Linked DNA regions of Homo sapiens: region 2 is linked to region 1. A link is a loop called in an ENCODE intact Hi-C map of the cell type or tissue named here. Cell type or tissue: prostate gland. All regions are shown on one strand.

Evidence for each region. A loop is a pair of places that touch in the nucleus more often than their neighbours do. Peaks named below come from ENCODE experiments on the same cell type or tissue, not always from the same donor. Only the 100,000 strongest peaks of a DNase experiment are listed, where the experiment ranks them.
Region 2: a loop joins it to region 1, with 6 times the contacts of the local background. A loop is called at or near these places in 5 of 110 quality-filtered maps.

Annotation. Positions count from the first base shown.
Region 1 is chr12:57,245,752-57,249,751 of GRCh38, reverse strand. It overlaps STAC3 (SH3 and cysteine rich domain 3), which reads left to right. Exons shown (of 12, transcript NM_145064.3): 2 at 115-181; 3 at 444-711; 4 at 949-1,046; 5 at 1,554-1,626; 6 at 2,851-2,948. The coding sequence starts at 116. Among named protein-coding and RNA genes, the nearest start is that of STAC3, 3.4 kb to the left of the region's middle. RefSeq lists an enhancer at 795-854. In prostate gland, no CTCF peak of the experiment used is centred here; no DNase peak of the experiment used is centred here.
Region 2 is chr12:56,766,180-56,770,179 of GRCh38, reverse strand. The region is part of intron 1 of HSD17B6 (hydroxysteroid 17-beta dehydrogenase 6); the gene reads right to left. Among named protein-coding and RNA genes, the nearest start is that of HSD17B6, 4.9 kb to the right of the region's middle. In prostate gland, no CTCF peak of the experiment used is centred here; a DNase peak (open chromatin) is centred at 1,549; H3K27ac peaks cover 2,775 bases.

The DNA.
Region 1 (4,000 bases):
CTCATCACATTTCTCCGAAAGCCTCCCCTTTGAGGACCACCCTACTGCAAGGGACAGAAAGGGAGAGAAGAATGAAAGGGATTAGATTTCATAGTGGGGTCCAACCTCTTGCAGGATGACAGAAAAGGAGGTGCTGGAGTCCCCTAAGCCCTCCTTCCCAGCAGAGACTCGGCAAAGTGGGGTGAGTCTGGGCCTCTGACCACTGGGTGTGGGGGGCTGGGAAGCCATTACAGCTGAAGAAGAGTGCTTAAATTGATCTCATTTGTGTGTGACTCATTTTTTGCTGGCCAGCACCTGCAGTCCCCAATACCAATACCCCCCTAATCCTGGGGTACATTCCTTGCCTGAAACTAGAAAACTGTCTAGTTTGCTCTAGCGCCCCCCTACTCTAGAGAGGGTGACAAGTCCTTTTAACATTGGGTTTTCTTCACTCCCTCCCTCAGCTACAGCGGCTAAAGCAGTTACTCAGGAAGGGTTCTACAGGGACAAAGGAGATGGAACTTCCCCCAGAGCCCCAGGCCAATGGGGAGGCAGTGGGAGCTGGGGGTGGGCCCATCTACTACATCTATGAGGAAGAGGAAGAGGAAGAAGAGGAGGAGGAGGAGCCACCCCCAGAACCTCCTAAGCTGGTCAACGATAAGCCCCACAAATTCAAAGATCACTTCTTCAAGAAGCCAAAGTTCTGTGATGTCTGTGCCCGGATGATTGTTCGTGAGTCATGAAGGGAAGTGAAGAGAGTATGATATTGAAGGCAGAGGTTTGGGGAGAGGGCATAGGAGAGGAGTATTTGTAGCAGATGGGCTGTGGCTAGAGTTGGTGTAAGGCAATGCTATTAGAGATTGAGCAAGTAGGGTCCCAGACAGAAAAGGAAACCTAAGAGTAGCAGCAGTGGTACAAAGGGAAAGGGCAATCTGGAACCTTATCTGAATTTTCTCCCCCTTTCCCAAGTCAACAACAAGTTTGGGCTTCGCTGTAAGAACTGCAAAACCAACATCCATGAACACTGTCAGTCCTATGTGGAAATGCAGAGATGCTTCGGCAAGATCGTGAGTAGGCTGTGGAGAGCAAGGAGGGGACATGGCCACGCGTGGTGGCTCACGCCTGTAATCCCAGCACTTTGGGAGGCTGAGGTGGGCGGATCACGAGGTCAGGAGATCGAGACCATCCTGGCTAACACAGTGAAACCCCGTCTCTAAATACAAAAAATTAGCCGGGCGTGGTGACAGGTGCCTGTAGTCCCAGCTACTCAGGAGGCTGAGGCAGGAGAATGGCGTAAACTCGGGAGGCGGAGCTTGCAGTGAGCCGAGATTGTGCCACTGCACTCCAGCCTGGGTGACAGAGCGAGACTCCGTCTCAAAAAAAAAAAAAAAAAAAGAGGGGACATGTCACCAGCCAGCTACCCCTTGCTGGTCTCTCCTCCATCCCATTCATTTCTCTGCTTTTTCTTTCTCAGCCCATCTCTTTTTCTGAGAAAGGGTGAGCACTCCTGGGAGAGATAGGCTTCTGGACCTTACTTTGCTACCTCTAATGCTTCCTCTCATCCCATCCTACAGCCACCTGGTTTCCATCGGGCCTATAGTTCCCCACTCTACAGCAACCAGCAGTACGCTTGTGTCAAAGATCTCTGTAAGTGCCCTTTATGGAACATGAGGGAATGGGCAAGCCTAGAGATGGTTTCATGCCATCTCTAGCTTTGGGAGCCAAATTCTGAAACAGAAACTTTCTGTTTCCCATAATTCTCCCTCAACCTCACATTTTTATATCCATTTGGATGCAGAGGCAATATCCCCATTTTACAGCAGAGGGAGATACGATTTAGTTGCAACTACATACAGTTAGCAAGAGGTAGAGCCAAGACTGGAATCTTCAGTTGCTAGCTTCAGAATCTGTGCTCTTTGTGTGCAAAATCATTTCTAAGCAAGAACAAGGATTCTAGATTGTCCTCATCCTTACTACAGAGTCATATCAGACTCGGGGCAAGACCCAAAGGCTGCAGGCACCCTGGGCAGGTTCATAATTTGGCAACCCAGGCCGGGCGCGGTGGCTCACGTTTGTAATCCCAGCACTTTGGGAGGCCGAGGCGGGTGGATCACGAGGTCAGGAGATCGAGACCACGGTGAAACCCCGTCTCTACTAAAAACACACAAAAATTAGCCGGGCGTGGTGGCAGGCGCCTGTAGTCCCAGCTACTCGGAGAGGCTGAGGCAGGAGAATGGCATGAACCCGGGAGGCGGAGCTTGCAGTGAGCCGAGATTGTGCCACTGTACTCCAGCCTGGGTGACAGAGCGAGACTCCGTCTCAAAAAAAAAAAAAAAAAAAAAAATAATAATAATAATAATAATAATAATTTGGCAACCCTTAAAAACATATTCATTGACAAATTTGCTCAACATTTATTTGGAGGAGAGGCTGAACTCTGTGAAGAGCATGGGTGAAAAAGAAGAACCTATTGGTGGCAGCACCTCAGCTTACACATGCCATTTAGCAGAACAAAAGCCAGCAGTTAAGGGCCCATTCTCCTTAGAAGGAGAATAGTGATTCTGCGCATGTCTCAGCTCCCAAGCAAGCAAAGTTGTGTTTCAAACATCATATAATGCTCTGCCTGGAAGGAGTTCTAATAAATACTTTCCTCCCTCACTTTACATCACCAGTGATGTTTTTAAAGTCCTTTATAGATTGGTGTCCTGGGTATTGCCTAGCTGACCCTTCCCTAATCTTCCCCGCGGCGCCCCCACCGCCACCCAACACACACATGGGTATCCATCTACTCAATCCCACCTCTCCCTTCCTTTCCTCCAAGCCTTTCTCTGCCTTCCCAATAATGTCTTCTTTCTCCTCCCATTCGATTAGCTGCTGCCAATCGCAATGATCCTGTGTTTGAAACCCTGCGCACTGGGGTGATCATGGCAAACAAGGAACGGAAGAAGGGACAGGCAGATAAGAAAAATGTGAGCACTGTACCTCCCCACGAGGTCCCTCCCAGAGATCCCATGGAGCAGGTCATTTTCCCATTTGGAAAGCTGACAGAAGTAATGGATTGTCTTCCCCTAAAATTGCACAAAACTCGGCCAGGCATGGTGGCTCACGCCTGTAATCCCAGCACTTTGGGAGGCCGAGGTGGGCAGATTACCTGAGGTCAGGAGTTCGAAACCTGCCTGGCCAACGTGGTGAAACCCTGTCTCTACTAAAAATACAAAAATAAAAATAAAAAATCCGGGTGTGGTGGTGCTCGCTTGTAATCCCAGCTACTTGGGAGGCTGAGGCAGGAGAATCGCTTGAACCCGGGAGGCAGAGGTTGCAGTAAGCCACTGCACTCCAGCCTGGGGGAGAAAGTGAGACCCTGTCAAGAAAAAAAAAAAAGGAAGGAAGGAAGGAAAGGAAGGAAGGAAGGGAAAAGAAAAGATAAATGTACATATCTGATCAAAAAAATCAACTGCAAAAAACAACTAGAAATCTGGCCTCAAACTTGTTGATATGGAGGTTGGACACAGATAAGGGATTTCTATGGAGTGAATTAATGACTTGTAAGGCACTAGCAATGTGATATGGCTGCTTCCAGAAGGGCTAACATACTCTTGGGTTATATTCTTTTAAGGGAATTATAAAAATTGTGCTGCTCTTTTTTTTTTTTTTTTTTTTTTTGAGATAGAGTTTCGCTCTTGTTGCCCAGGCTGGAGTGCAATGGCACGATCTCGGCTCACCGCAAACTCTGCCTCCCGGGTCCAAGCGATTATCCTGCCTCAGCCTCCCGAGTAGCTGGGATTACAGGCATGTGCCACCATGCCTGGCTAATTTTGTATTTTTAGTAGAGAGGAGATTTCTCCATGTTGGTCAGGCTGGTCTCGAACTCCCGACCTCAGGTGATCCGCCCACCTCGGCCTCCCAAAGTGCTGGGATTACAAGCATAAGCCACCGCGCCTGACCATGCTGCTCACTTTTTACTTACACACTGGAGTATTTTTAAAGGCTGACAGCATAGTCAAGGACCTGGAATCTGGTA
Region 2 (4,000 bases), 480 kb after region 1:
TCTCTTTCTCTCCTTTTCCCCTCTTCCCTCTGTCTCTCTCCTTCCTTCTCTGAAGCCCTTTGCCTCTCTCCAATCTGAGAGCTCTGTGTTCTCTAGCCAGCTGCCTCTGTTCTGCCTAAGTGGCATTCCCTGGTGCACTACAGTAACACAGAGAGCTTCAACCTGACTGTTTATTGACTAAAAGGTAATTTTCTGTTGCCAGTCAAAGATGAAAACGTATTTCCCCCATTAGAGAGAAGCTTGGCCCTCACAGTTTCCCCGGGCATTACTATTCAGCCATCGCATGCCTAGCAGCAAGAAGACCTGCAGAAGAGATACACCTGGCGGAATCCCAAACCCTAGGCCAAACCTGAATGTGCCTCGAATATTTCAAATGTCCAAATACCCGAAGTGGCGTGGCCTGCTTGCTTTTACAAACCATTCATCTGCAAAAGCTGTGCAATTACTTTACGTTTTTGCCTTTGACTCAAATTATTTATACACAGTACTTAAGCTGCTATTTCTTGATTTACCAATTTTTGACATTCTCAATTAACTTCCTGCTATGGTAAATAAGAATTCAGCTTTCTTACATCATATTGTCAGTCTCTTCCTTTCTCATCTACACTATGCTATCTGGTTAATTTTATTTAATGAGTTTTGAGGTCGAGCCTAGAAAACACCTTCATAATCACACATGCATAGGTTAAGAACTTCCACTGTTTATTTCAGGTCTGATCCCCATCTTGGGCTTCATCATTGCTTGAAGCTACTCTCCCACAAAGATCTTGAAAAGCTAGGCCAGGCACGGTGGCTCACGCCTGTAATCCCAGCACTTTGGGAAGCTGAGGCAGGCAGATCACCTGAGGTCAGGAGTTCGAGACCAGCCTGGGCAACATGACTAAGCCCCATCTCTACTAAAAATACAAAAATTAGCTGAGTGTGGTGGCAGTGCCTGTAGTCCCAGCTACTTGGGAGGCGGAGGCACAAGAATCGCTTAAACCTGGGAGGCAGAGGTTGCAGTAAGCCAAGATCACGCCACTGCACTCCAGCTTAAGTGACAGAGTGAGACTCTGCCTCAAAAAAAAAAAAAAAAACCTTGAAAAGCTGAAACTGCCCTCTCTGCACAGCCCCATCCTATCTTTGGGGCTCTTCCCCTCCCCCCACTCCCCTCTACTTCTTTCTTCCTGCTCTGCCTTCCTTTTCCTCAGTCTCTCTCTATTACTGCAATCCTCTCACAGTTTCATTTGCCTCCTTATTCAGCACAGGTCTCATAGTTGGCCATTTTAGGGGTGCTTCACTAGCACCCCAAAGCCTTTACCATCCATGTTCTCTAGCTGCCAGCTGCCAAGTGGTGCTAGAGAAAGACCAGAAAACAAACTTTTATACAACAAATCAATGTTATCCTATCTCAGCTGCGCCCCCTCCCCCCCGCCCACCGCCAATATAAGGCAAACCTTCTGTTTGCCTCCATTTGACTCCTCCCTTATTATTTCGCAACAACACCTGTTCCAAATCTTTACTAGCCTTCAAAATTTCCCAACCTCATGTTTACCTAGCTCTCCTTCCACAGATGAGCATACACGTTGCTTCCCTGCCAAAATCCAGATCTGCTCAACCTGGACACTCTAATTCCTACCCACAACATTTTGCCTGTCATCTCAGGGGGTTCCAGGGCCCAGTGAGGCTACCTCTGCTCTAAATTTCTCTGTATTGTCTTCTATCCTCTTTCTTCTGCCTTTCATCCTCCCTAAGACCATCCTAACCTGCCACCCCTTTAATAACCATCCTCTCTCTTCCCCATATGGCCAAAATATTCAAAGGGCAAGCACAGGCCCTCTATTTTCTTGCCACCCACGAGCTCCTTGCACTTCACCTTCCATTCCCATCACTCTCTGGAAACTCTCTCACAGCTCACCAAGGACCTATTAGCAGACAATTCCCAAGGCTTCCTCTCTCTTCTCCTCAGACCTCACTGCAATATTTAGCACATTCTTTTTTCTTATGATTTTATCTGATTCTTAGATCCTAACCTGGCCTTCAGTGAAGAAGAAGAAGATTGCTTTCAGATCGTGCCATGCTCTCATTGGATTCTGTCTGTGACTCCCTGTCACCCACAGGATAAAGTCAGAACTCCTCAGCTTGACACACGATAATAATAGTGAACAGTTATAGAGAACTTTCCTTGCCAGGCACTGTGTGAAACCATATATATATATACACAATATACACACACACACACACATGGTTTCACACATATATATGTGTGTGTGTGTATATTGTATACGTGTGTGTATACATTGTATATATATGTGTATATACGTGTATATATACACGTATACACACACATATATTTTTATATATACACATATATACACACATATATATTATATATACACACATATATATTATATATACATAATATACACAATATATACACATATATATACGTATATATAATACATATATATTATATATGTGTGTATATATGTGTATATATAATATACCCTCTATTGTGTATATATAATATATACACTATATATATAATATATATAATATATTAATATAATATATATGTTATATATTAATATATGTATGTGTATATATATAATATATATACACAATAGAGGGTATATGCAATTATTTTGTTTTTGTTTTTTTTTTGTTTTCGTTTTGTTTTGTTTTGAGAGGGAGTCTCGCTCTGTCCCCGGGCTGGAGTGCAGTAGCGCGATCTCGGCTCACTGCAAGCTCTGCCTCCCAGGTTCACGCCATTCTCCTGCCTCAGCCTCCCGAGTAGCTGGGACTACAGGCGCCTGCCACCACGCCCGGCTAATTTTTTTTTTTTATTTTTTAGTGGAGACAGAGTTTCACCGTGTTAGGCAGGATGGTCTCGATCTCCTGACCTCGTGATCCTCCCACCTCAGCCTCCCAAAGTGCTGGGATTACAGGCGTGAGCCACCGCGCCTGGCAGTGTATGCAATTATTATGCCCACTTTTCACATGAGGAAACTGAAGCACAGATTAAGGCAAGAATTAAGTGACTTTTCCAAGGTGAAACAGAGTGAATAGTAGAGACAGGATCAACTCCAGAGTGTTCACCTGCAGAAGCCTTGCATCTAACCACTGCACTACACTGCCTTTCCCTTTCAAGACCAGCCTGGGCAACATGACTAAGCCCTATCTCTACTAAAAATACAAAAATTAGCTGATTTTTCATGGTCAGGCCATGGCCTACGTTTGCCCCTTGGCTCCTGTCTCTCACAGCCAGAAGCCATAGTTTAATCCTTCTGACTACCCAATTTGAAGCACACGCTTCTCCGTTCACTTCTGAGATGCTCTACTCCCGTTCTCCTACAGCAGTCACAGACAGCGTCCCTTCCCCTTCACCCCTCCCAGCTCCTCCTCTCCCTTCTCTACCCTAAATGCAAGGACTCCTCAATGCCTCTTGATTGGCCTATCACAGAAGCTTTCTCACTAACCCCACAGTGTCACTCTCACTTCCCCTCTCATCCACATAGGGCTGTCTGGTTAATTTCCCTAAAGCGCAGCTCTGCCGATGTCACTCCCTGAATAGCATTCAACCTACTGAAAATCTAAATCTAAAACCTTAGTTGTACAAGGCCCTCCATGATTGGATCTTGACCTTTTCTCCCCCTCCTCTTTCTCACACTGCCTATGTTCCATCAAAACCAAAGAGCTTTAAAATGAAGGAAGTATGATTTGCTGAGCCTTGGAGGACAGATGGTATTTGACATGCAGAGATTGGGAACCAGGGCATTTCAGGCAAAGGGAATAGTGAGAGCAAAGACCTGGAACATGGCAAGTACAGAGCACTAATAAATGGAGATACCAACAAGACTACTCTGGATGATTCCGACTACCTTTTGTCACACGCGTCCCAGTGAAGAGATCACCAAACAGGCTTTGTGTGAGCAACAAGGCTGTTTATTTCACCTGGGTGCAGGCGGGCTGAGTCCGAAAAGAGAGTCAGCAAAGGGAGATGGGGTGGGGTCATTTTATA